2 separate regions of the Homo sapiens genome follow, and region 1 is linked to region 2. The links are chromatin contacts, found by Hi-C in ENCODE. All regions are on one chromosome and are shown on one strand. The core of a region is the stretch at or near the end of the contact, and the rest is flanking DNA. Distances in the headings are between cores, read along the strand shown.

The links. Hi-C counts contacts between places; a loop is a spot of excess contacts on that map. Pooled maps may share reads with other maps.
Region 1: a pooled map shows a loop between it and region 2 (2.9-fold over the local background). The contact joins the promoter of SQOR here to the promoter of LINC02694 in region 2. A Hi-C loop is called at or near these places in 3 of 50 pooled maps.

The regions. Positions count from the first base shown.
Region 1 is chr15:45,633,779-45,638,907 of GRCh38, forward strand. SQOR (sulfide quinone oxidoreductase) reads left to right here and starts at 1,251. Exons shown (of 10, transcript NM_021199.4): 1 at 1,251-1,330. RefSeq lists enhancers at 395-1,390, 1,853-1,942, 1,973-2,022, 3,852-3,931, 3,962-4,021 and a silencer at 1,203-1,372.
Region 2 is chr15:38,694,273-38,699,944 of GRCh38, forward strand. It overlaps LINC02694 (long intergenic non-protein coding RNA 2694), which reads left to right and starts at 2,326. Exons shown (of 2, transcript NR_160786.1): 1 at 2,326-2,467; 2 at 3,866-5,672. RefSeq lists an enhancer at 2,436-2,485.

The DNA.
Region 1 (5,129 bases), core at 1-2,500, 6.9 Mb after region 2:
TACAGTCTGCGTTTGTATTGTATTGTTCATGATGATTTTGCCATAGATACAGTCAGTCTCTTTGATTAAAGATAGAAAGTATCAGTTGAAAACATTTAAAAAAATAATATTCAAGGCTGGGCATGGTGGCTCACGCCTGTAATCCCAGCACTTTGGGAGGCCCAGGAGGGCAGATCGCTTGAGGCCAGGAGTTTGAGACCAGCTTGGCCAACATGGTGAAACCTCATCTCTACTGAAACATACAAAAATTAGCCGGGCATGGTGGCACACACCTGTAGTCCCAGCTACTCAGGAGGCTGAGACACCAGAATTGGTTGAACCCATGAGGCAGATGTTGCAGTGAGCCGAGATTGCTCTACTCACTGCGCTCCAGCCTGGGCAACACAGTGAGACTCTGTTTCAAAAAACAACAACAACAACTATATATATATATATATATATATATATTCAAAATTCATAAAACCAAATAAGTGTAAAAGAAACTCAAACTTTCAAGGGTTTATTTTTGTTTGTTTTTTTGAAAGCTTCTAGCACTTGCACTTCTCAGGTTATGAGACTTTTGGGACACCCTGTATTTATTGTAAAAAGGGTTACTGAATCTGATATGGTGGAGAACCACTCACTGAGACTTTACATCAACCTGGAAAGAGCCGCCAACTGAAAATGTCCAGTCATGAATATGGGATGGGACACTGTGGAGGCCAGTGGCTGGAAGCCAGCTTACCCCTGCCTGCGCGTTTTGAAGGAAGGGCTCCAGCGCACACCAAAGCTGAACCTCGGTCACCTTCTCTGTGAAATGAGCGCGGGAATACCTGTGTTTCTGGGCAGCTGTGTGAACCCGGTGAGAAGCCCAGGGCACATAGGAGGACCCAGTGGGAACAGCCAGAGCCTCTCTGCACAGCGCCCCGCCTCCGCTTTTGCCTGCCCTGATTACAAAACGCTGTTGGCACCCAGGGGCGGAAGCGTCAGGTGGCCTCGGTGTCCTCCGCCTGTGCGCCCCAGCCTGCGGGGCCGCCCTTCAGGGCGCGCAAGGGGCGAGTCTGTCCAGCCGGCAGCACCCCAGGCCGGATGGACGCTTGTTCCTGGTTCTGTGCCCCGTGAGCGCTCAACGCCCTGGTGTGTTCACTGACCATGGTGCCTGGGCTGCGGCGCCGGGCGGGGCACGGCGGGACTTTTCGGGACCTTTCCTGGGGGGAGCCTCGCTTTCCCCGCCTCCAGCCTCCGCCCGGATGGCAGGCGGGCGGGGCCCCAGTCCAGGCCTTGAGACCCAGAAGGGAGCGAAGGTTTTTGCTGCGCCAACGCAGTGACCGAAGGCTCCGCTCACGCCCGGGTAAGAGGCATCCGCGGCCGATCTTTGGCCCTGGGCCAGCGGAGGGAGACTGGGCGGGGACAGCGACCACCACTGAGGCTGTTTGTTAGCTTAACTCGGTTTCCGCAGCTGGGACTCCGCAGACCCGGTGCGCCGCGCCCCAAACTTTGCTTCCTCAACTCCGGACACCTGCAGCTCTTGCTGCCCTTGTCTGGAACCCGGGTCTTGGGACTCTTGCTTCCTTCTCAGAGTGTCAGAGCCTCAGGGCCGCGGAGAGGCCAACCCGCGAGGGGTGCTTAAAAACCGAAGTATCCGTGGTCTTGGTGTGTGGACGTTTCTGGCGCCTTCCACCTGTTGACTGTCACTCGGCACCGTCCTGGAGCGGGAGTGGGTGCTCGGCGTCCGGGGGCCAGGGATTGACACAGTCATCCACCGACACTGCGCGTGGGACAGAGGGGGCGCTCGAGGGGTCGGCTGCAGCTGAAACCTGAAGGGGAGAGGATTTAGGGCACCTGCTGAACAGGAATTGGTGGAAAGGGAGAAGGGGTCTTCTGGTGGAATCTGGGCTCATTTCCTTTCCTCTTCATCTGTCTCTTTTATTTATCAAAATTCCAACCTGGCTTTTTGCTCAAAGACGCTGAACAGAGCCCCTGGCTTTGCCTGCGCTGCCCATTGCTATAATGCAGGGCTCTGTTCCATTTTTGTGCTGTGCACCCCTTTGGCATTTCTGGGAAGGCTAAAGACTCTCAGAACAATACTTTTTTTTGAGACAGAGTCTTGCTCTGTCGCCCAAGCTGGAGTGCAGTGGCGCGATCTCGGCTCACTGCCACCTCCACCTCCCGGGTTCAAGCGATTCTCCTGCCTCAGCCTGCCGAGTAACTGGGATTACAGGCGCAGCACACCTGGCTAATTTTAGTATTTGTAGTAGAGGCGGGTTTCACCATGTTGCCCAGCTGGTCTCGAACTCCTGGCCTCAAATGATCCGCACACTTCGGCCTTCCAAAGTGCTGGGATTACACGAGTGAGCCACCGCGCTGGACCAGAACAATGCTTTTTTAAAGGTATAAAACAAAAGGAAGAGTATTATAAAGGAAACCAATTGCAAAACACATGTCAAAACATTAAAAGAATTTATGATATGGTAATATATATGTCTTTAAAAAACGAATGCGTTATTTAATAACAAGGTTATTAAATAACAAGATCTAGCAGTGGATTAAATAGTTACCATAATTTTGAAGTAGTAAAGAACATAAACAATTATTTCAAGATATAGGTAATACTTGTAATATAAGAAAATATCTGTAATTTCTTTCTTCTTTTTTTTTTTTTTTTGAGACGGAGTCTCACTCTGTCACCAGGCTGGAGTGCAGTGGCGCGATCTCGGTTCAATGCAACCTCCGCCTGCTGGGTTCAAGTGATTCTCCTGCCTCAGCCTCCCGAGTAGATGGGACTACAGGTGTGTGCCACCACACCCAGCTAATTTTTGTATTTTTAGTAGAGACAGGATTTCACCATATTGTCCAGGATGGTCTCGATCTCTTGACCTTGTGATACGCCCACCTTGGACTCCCAAAGTTCTGGGATTACAGGCATGAGCCACTGCGCACGGCCAATATCTGTGATTTCTATTGGTGACAAAGTCTTAGTATTGCCAATACTGCTGTGGTTTGTTGGCTACATACATAATTGAAGTAAATGTTAAATTTCAGTTAGATACTAGAGAAATAAAAGATGTAAATATTAAATATCCGTAAAAATAAAGATGTAAAATACTTTTCCATCTAAGTTTTTGGGTCCAGGTTAAGATCCTCTGATAGTAGAAAGGGCACTGACCCAATGACTTGGCTTCTGGGCTTGACACTTCCATTGACATTTCCAAGGCCCATTGTAACCTTGGCTTTTTTTTTTTTTTGAGACATGGTCTTGCTGTGTCGCCTAAGCTGGAGTACAGTGAGGTGATCTCTGCTCACTGCAACCTCCTCGCAGGTTCGAGTGATTCGCCTGCCTCAGCATCCCTAGTAGCTGGGATTACACCAGCCACCCACCACCACACCTGGCTAATTTTTGTATTTTTTGGTAGAGACAGGGTTTCACCATATTGGCTAGGCTGGTCTTGAACTGCTGACCTCAAGTGATCTGCCCTTGTCTGCTTCCCAAAGCAACCACCACACCCAGCTTAACTTTGGCTTTTGAATTTCTTTTCGCCTCAGCTTCTTCATTGTACAGTGGAGATAATAACACCTTCCCAAGTATTTAAGGCACCCAGCACTGCACTTAGTGTAGAGGGCTGAAGTAGATACCATTTATCAGAACTTATTTGTATCCCTCCCAAGCTTATGGCCTTATATCCCCAAGCCTGGGGAGGTACTCATTATTTATTGAATGAATAAGTGGGTCAGAAAGGGTTGCTTGTGACTAAGTCCAAAAAACAAAATTCATTAAGGAGACAGCTGGTGGTTTGGGAAATGACTTTGTTTAAATTTGGGGCTTTTTTTCTGGCTGGAAAAATATATAAACACATTTGGAACGGGGGTGTTTGAAATGTCAGTCAGGGCCCAGGGTCTGTGTGTGCGTGTCTGTGTGGCTGGTGTTCTGCCAGTGAAAATGAAACTGAATGTTGAAAGGAAACCGGATTCCTTTGCAGAACAGTTTCTCCTCCATGTTGCCTGTGTCTAGCTTTGTTAATCCGATGTGTTGTAACACAGGAAATGTCTTATAAAGAATGGAGACGGACCCATGACAAGGCATTTCTGGGCATAGATGTACTTTTTTCTTCTCCTTTCACGTTTCCCTGCTCCACTATCTACTATATAACTCCTCTTTGACTCTGAAGACTTGGTAAATAGGAGCAGTTTGGATAGCTTATGGAAAGCTGCCCAGACCTGGCTGGAAGCCAACTAGTTGCTTCTTAATCCCAGCCTTAAAAATCTTTGTAATCCCCAGATGTAGGTGGTAATAATAATAAAGAAAAGTAGATCTAGCCAACCATCCCTGTGATTTACATTGAGAAAGTGCTAAATTGGGACAGGAGGTAGAGAACTTTGTGGAAAAAAACAAAACAGAACAAAAAAACCCTCGGAAATTTAGAACACACTGGGACTATCTATGTCTGTAACTTTGGGAAGGGCAAATACTGGTGTTATGGACTCACCAAATTCATATATTGAAACCCTAGCCCCCAGGATCTTAGAATGTGACTGTATTAGGAGATAGTGCCTTAGTTAGAAGTGGTGGTGAGCACCTGTAGCCCCAGCTACTTGGGAGGCTGAGGTGGGAGAACTGCTTGAGCTCAGAAGTTCGAGGCTAGCCTGAGCAACATAGCAAGACCTTGTCTCAATAAAAGAATAATTAGCCAGGCACGGTGGCTCACGCCTGTAATCCCAGCACTTTGGGAGGCCGAGGTAAGCAGATCGCTTGAGGCTGGGAGTTTGAGGCCAGCCTGGCCAACATAGAGGAACCCCGTCTCTACTAAAAATTCAAAATATTAGCTGGGTGGGGTAGTGTGCACCTGTAATTCCAACTACTCAGGGGGCTGAGGCATGAGACTTGCTTGAACCGGAGAGGAGGAAGTTGCATTGAGCCAAGATTATCATGCCACTGCATTCTAGCCTGCGCAACAGAGCAAGACTCTGTCTCAAAAAAAGAAAGAAAGAAAAAAAAAAAAGGAAAATTAAGTTAGGTCATTAAGGTGGAGCCCTAATCCAATATGAATAGTATCCTTATAAGAAGATGACTCGTCAGGAGCACATGTGCACAGAGAAAAGGCCACGCAAAGGCACACTGAGAAGGTGGCCATCTGCAAACCAGGGAGAGAGAT
Region 2 (5,672 bases), core at 1,076-3,575:
GGGCATCAGGCATCAGCACCTCTGAGGGGAGACATTTGAACTGAGGCCTGAACAGTGAGAGGGGCTCAGCCACAAAGAAGCTGAAGGAGGAATGTTTCAGACAGAGGCAACAGTGGGTAAGGCCTCCAAGGTAGAAACAAACTTGGGGTGTTGGAAGAACAGTGAGAAGGCTGGTGGGCTGGAGTAGAGTAGGGTCCAAGTTCATTTTAAGAGCACACATGGAACTTAGGCCAATTCCAGGACATGACTGGACACTTATGTTAATGGTTCCTAAAAGATAGTGTAACAGTTGGGAAGTTACCAGATGTTCTATACTGGGAGCCTTGTCTTCCCAGAACTCATGAGAGTCTCCCAGTGACAGCATTGCCTGCTTGCCTGAAAGGATCTCACCTTCAACTTTAAGGACAGGGACATCCAGTTTAATGTCACTCTGGTCTGATTCATTGTGATTCCATTATTTAAAAAACATGAATCTTTATTTCCATGACATCCGTAGAAGTTTTTCCCTACATTCCAAGAGCTGTCTTCCACTCTCAATCAATAAGAGCTAACAGAACTACGTGTTCTCTGCATTCCTGGGCAGTGCATGATACTACAAACACTCTCAACCAATGAGCTCTCTCCTCAGTTGAGGATGTTCTGCAACGTGGGACTTTATTTTTGCTATTGATTTTGTGTACTCGAAATTATTAGCCTAAGTCCCCAGTAAAGAGATTGGGTCTATGACCTGGGCTAGTCTCAATGAAAAGGAAGAGGGAATTCACCCGTTTCCCAAAACTTGGGTGGTTGAGATGATGTAGGCAGTTTTGAGGTAGAGCAGAATTGGGGGGCGGGTGCGGGGAGTCAAGGATTCTTCCATTCCAGGTTGGGAATCTGCAATCCCTTTGATGTAATAGCATGCCAGATGTTTGAACTATGAAATTGTTTCTGGGGTTCAGACTGTAGAACCCACTGAGGCAGAAATGTGGGAACTTGGTAGGAAAACATAAAGATGACAGCATGTTGGATACTTCAAGAAGGTACAAGGTCCTTTCCACGGAAGTTTTGCTAAAAGTGGATCAGGAACAAGAGGTGAATTATGTAACTTTGCTTCAGAAGCCACATCTACCTGTAATCAGCCATCAGAGGCTGAGGAAGGTCAGATTATCTTGTGTCTTCCTTATCATCGCCATCACTATCAGCAGCAGCAGCAGCAGCAGCAGCAGCAGCAGCAGAGTTCTCTGTCACACTCTATTACTAAAGCTAAAGATTGCATGTGATTATAGATATTTATTATTCTGGTCATTGTCATGGTGATCTTTGCGGAAAGATATTAGAGGAAAACTCCCTCCTAGTCATATCTGGAGGCCAATGTCCTTAAACAGAAAACTGGGGTCATACCCTGTAAAACCTATCAGACCAAGTAATCCAGAGCTGGGATGGGGGCAGGATCTCTTTAGAGTAAGACTTGCCTTCCAAGCCACATAACTGTCATCTGGAGCTTGTCACTGCTGACAATTTTCCTCCTTGCTGCCAGCTTGCTCTGTATCACGCAGGGCTATCATCAGTAACTTAGCCCTAAGAGGGGTACAGGAAAGATTAAAAAAAGGAATGCTATATTTGTGGGGGAATCATTCTCTAAAAGTCTCCCTTGCCAGCAAATTTTAAGTGGTAGGAGCAGTGGTTGTCACCACAGCTGGCACTTTGGGTTTTGTGGTGTGAAGCAAAGGCTTTTTAACTGAGAGAGGACTGGTGCCCATTCCTGGTGGCAGCTCCTGCCACTGGAAGCCTGGTTGGCCAGAATGTGATGCTGTGATGGGGACTGCATCTGGATCCCAGCTGTCAGGACCTGGCTTCCAGATCTGAATTCTAGAGCAGAGGGAGGGAAGGCAGAACACCTACCAGCACACTAATGTTTCAAGTTTGGCCTAGAGCAAAGAGCCTGAGTTGCTGTTGGCCAAACGTTGGCCTGTGTTTGTCAGACTGGGCTGAAGACTTCCTCCCTGGTCTATCCTTCACCTCTTATGCCACAGTTTTGGGAAACACTGTGCTCAGCAAGCTGAACTGCTTCTTGGGTGTGCGACTAGGGTGCCAGCCAGGCCAGGGACGTCCAGGACTGGAAGAAATGCAGGGGCAGGACCACAGCACAGGCTGATCAGGAGGCTGCCCCACCAGGAGCTCTGCTGAAGGCTGCATCCTCTCTGCTGAGAGTCAACCACTGTGCTGACTCACCATCCTTGTGGTTGAGAACCCATCAGCAAATTGGTGGCTCTGATGAGCCCTGGAGCTGCAAAATATAGGCCGGGGTACCTCAGCCGGAAGGGACTTCAGTTAGTGACAGGTTTTCTGTTCTGATATGGAGCTACAAGGGGCCCAAGAGGACCTGGGCATTTCCCTCTCTAGTCCCCGGAGGAACCATGAAACCAGGCCAGGAAGCAAGGCTAAGGGCAGGAGCAGCATCTGTCTCCAGGCGTCTGTTTGGATGGCTGTAAGTCCCACCTTGCTCTGTTTTTTTCTGCTATGGCTGAACCTGGATCTAGCAGGGTTCTCAGTTTCTGCTATGGCTGAACCTGGATCTCAGTCCCCTGGTGAGCTTAGCTCCTGCCTCCCAGAGAACTGGAATGACCTTATTCAGACACCTCCAGCCTGTATAAGTCAGGGGCAAGGACTGGGGAGTCAAGAGGGTTAAGGGAGTGAGAGGTGAGAGTTACAATCTACATTGTATTTTATGTCAACAGCATCCCCTGGAGTACTGCAAAGCTCTAAGTCAGATATCCCAGTGGGGGGCATCACCCATCCTAGACTTTCTCCCCTGCCCCATGCCCCTTATACCAACATCAATTCAGCACATAGCACTGTACTTGGCCATTAAGATAGTAAATAAATGCCTGGTGAATAGTTTGATAGACAGAAAGATGCCCACTCCCCCAACCCAAAGATGTTTACATTCTCATTCCTAGAAACTGTAAATATGTTATCTTAATAGCAAACAGGATTTTGCAAGTGTGGTTAACATTAAGGATCTTGAGATAAAGAGATTATCCTGGATTATCCGAATGGGCCTAATCTAATCCTAAAAAGCAGACAGGCTTCCCTGGGTGCAGTCAGAGACAGAAATGCAGCTAGGGGAATTGGAGTCAAAGAGAGGGCCATGAGAGAAGGATTCCATGCCCTGTGGCTGGTTCTGAGAGGTAGGGACTCTATGTAAGGACAGAGCAAATGTCTTCTAGGAGTTCAGGGTGGCCCCAGTTAGCAACCAGCAAGGACCTCAGTCTTACAGTCCCACGGAACTGTCAAGACCAGAATGAGCAAAGATAGTGATGCACCCCCAGAGCTGCCACCAAGGAACGCTGTCCTGCCGAGACGTTGATTTTAGTCCTATGAGACCCATAGGACTTCTGGCCCATAGAACTAAATGATAGTGTGTGTTTTAAGCTGCTAAAGTTTTGGTAATTTATTATAGTAGCAACCGATAATAGAAATGGCTATAAAATGGAATGTATTTTGTAACTGAACATAATTTTCTTGCCTCTGGTGTCCCTAATTTCCTTGGTGGCTGGCAGTCATAGAGAAGTCCTTTTCCATGGTTAGCTGTGTGCCAGTGACGGGGAGGGCATCCTTACTCTGGTCTCAAGTGCTTCTTGGCACCCCTGGGTTTACTTTTTTGCTGATGTCCCCTGGCATAGGTGTTGCTAGAAGCTGGCGTTTTTAGGAAGCACGTAGAACTCTCTGCTCCTTCATAGTCAGTCAGTGGCTCCATCCCAGGCAGGTGCTCCAGACCCATCCCATTCATTAGTCATCTATTCTGTACAAGAAACTTGATGAATTTTATTTCATTTAATTCTAACAACTATATGAATTAGGTAATGTTATCCCCATTTTACAGGGAGGAAAGCTGAGGCTCAGAGCAAGTGAACATCTAACCCAGGGCCACCAACAAGAGCTCAGGGATTGGAATCTGGGAGAAGATGCTTCCCTTCTCTTCTCCAAGAGTCCTTTTGGGGCTGGCAAGTTGATACAAGCTCCAGCTCATGTCTTCAGACAATGCTGGGTCCAAGGAAATGCATGGATCTCCTGCATTACAAAGTTTGACTCCAAGAGAAGCCCAGAAGTGGCTTCCAGCCCCTCCTACCTAACTGTGCCCCGCCGTTCACCACTTCCTGTCTTCCTGCGACCCAGTGACAGATGTGTCTGTGGGGGCTGCTACTTGGGAAAGTCCACCAGGAGGAGAGCATGCCAATCTCTCCTCTCAGATCCTCTGGGGGTTACTTTCCCCACCCAAACTAGGCCTTGATGTCAAGGCCTAGTTACAGGGATGTCAAACTAGGAGGTTGATGTCGGTGTGGTGTGTAAGATGTTGGGGAGAAGCTGCAGGTGCCTTCTTACCAGCTCTTCCTGAAAACTTGTCTCTCCCTCTCCTTGTTAGTCTGTTTTATAACTCACACTCCAGCCGGGGGGAAGTAAAGGAGCTTATCCCGTTCACAGATCCTGTAACCCATGGTGGTTATTACCTCATAGCTGGTGCAGTGTTCTTTGAGCCTAGCAGTTTGGTTTAGACTCAAGTGTCTATTCTTTGCAGTCTTTCTGGGGTTGGTAGCAGAGAAAGAGAAGAGAACAGGTAATTCGATCACTCAGGTTATTCGTGTGTAAAAGTTGAAGCCCTACCACAAACGTATGAGTGGATGTTATAGTGTAATAACCTGGACATTGCCAAGACAGCTTCCTCAGGGCTTTTGTTTCCTCAAGCCTACCTGAAGGCTCTCTTCTCAGTCACGGGGGATGGAATTGTTTCATCCCTGGCTTGCTCTGGGCCTCAGTTTCCCTATTCCAGGATAGTTTCCCTATTCCCTATTCTGCATCATAAAAAAAAAAATACACTCCTGATAGAAGTCGGTTGATGCTTTTGGCCTGCAGCCTCCTTAAGGTTAATAGTCCACATAATTTCCTCAGGGGCCCTGGCTGGCCTGTTGTGGGTGTACCCATGAAGTATCTTGATTTGCTATGATAGGAGCCACCTTGGCTTCCTGTGGAGATAAGCCCTGCCCCTCGTTCCCACTTTAAGCTTGAAAAGTCCCTTATCCAACTTTGGAATGGGAACTAGAAAGACTAAGCAGTGTCTCTCAGGGGTTCCTTCTGGGGTCACTCAGAAGAGGAGAACCAAGCAGTCTTGGCGGAGAGACACCTGAAGTTGGTCACTCGGCACATTACCAGGGGCTCAGCAATGACCAGCCTGCAACCATCCTGCCTTTCCCCAGGGGTCTGGGCTCCAGCCATGGAGGGTGGACTGGAGACTCCTTTGCCTTTCAACACTGTCTGGCCTGTCTCGGGTCCGGCACGTCTTTTCTCTACTGATTTTGTGGCTGTGGTTAACTTAGCTAACCTTTCAGTGAAATAATGTCTAGTGGCATTCCTTTACATTTTCCATGTGCTGTTTTTTCCATAACTCCATTTTCTTCAGGGCTGAGTTTGGGTCTTCATTTTTCCACCCACAGGCCTAGTTAAGCTTGGTCTTGTGCTCCAACTTACCTGCCCCAGACTTCTTGGATGGACATTGTCAATCTGGTCATATTGAGAGTGAAACTGCCACCTAGTGGTCACTGGAGGTGTGCCTGCCTTTTCATGAGCTCTCTTGCTGCTGGTTACCGGAAACATCAGTTGATGGTTTTCTTCTAAGCTAACTCAGAAGCTGTGAT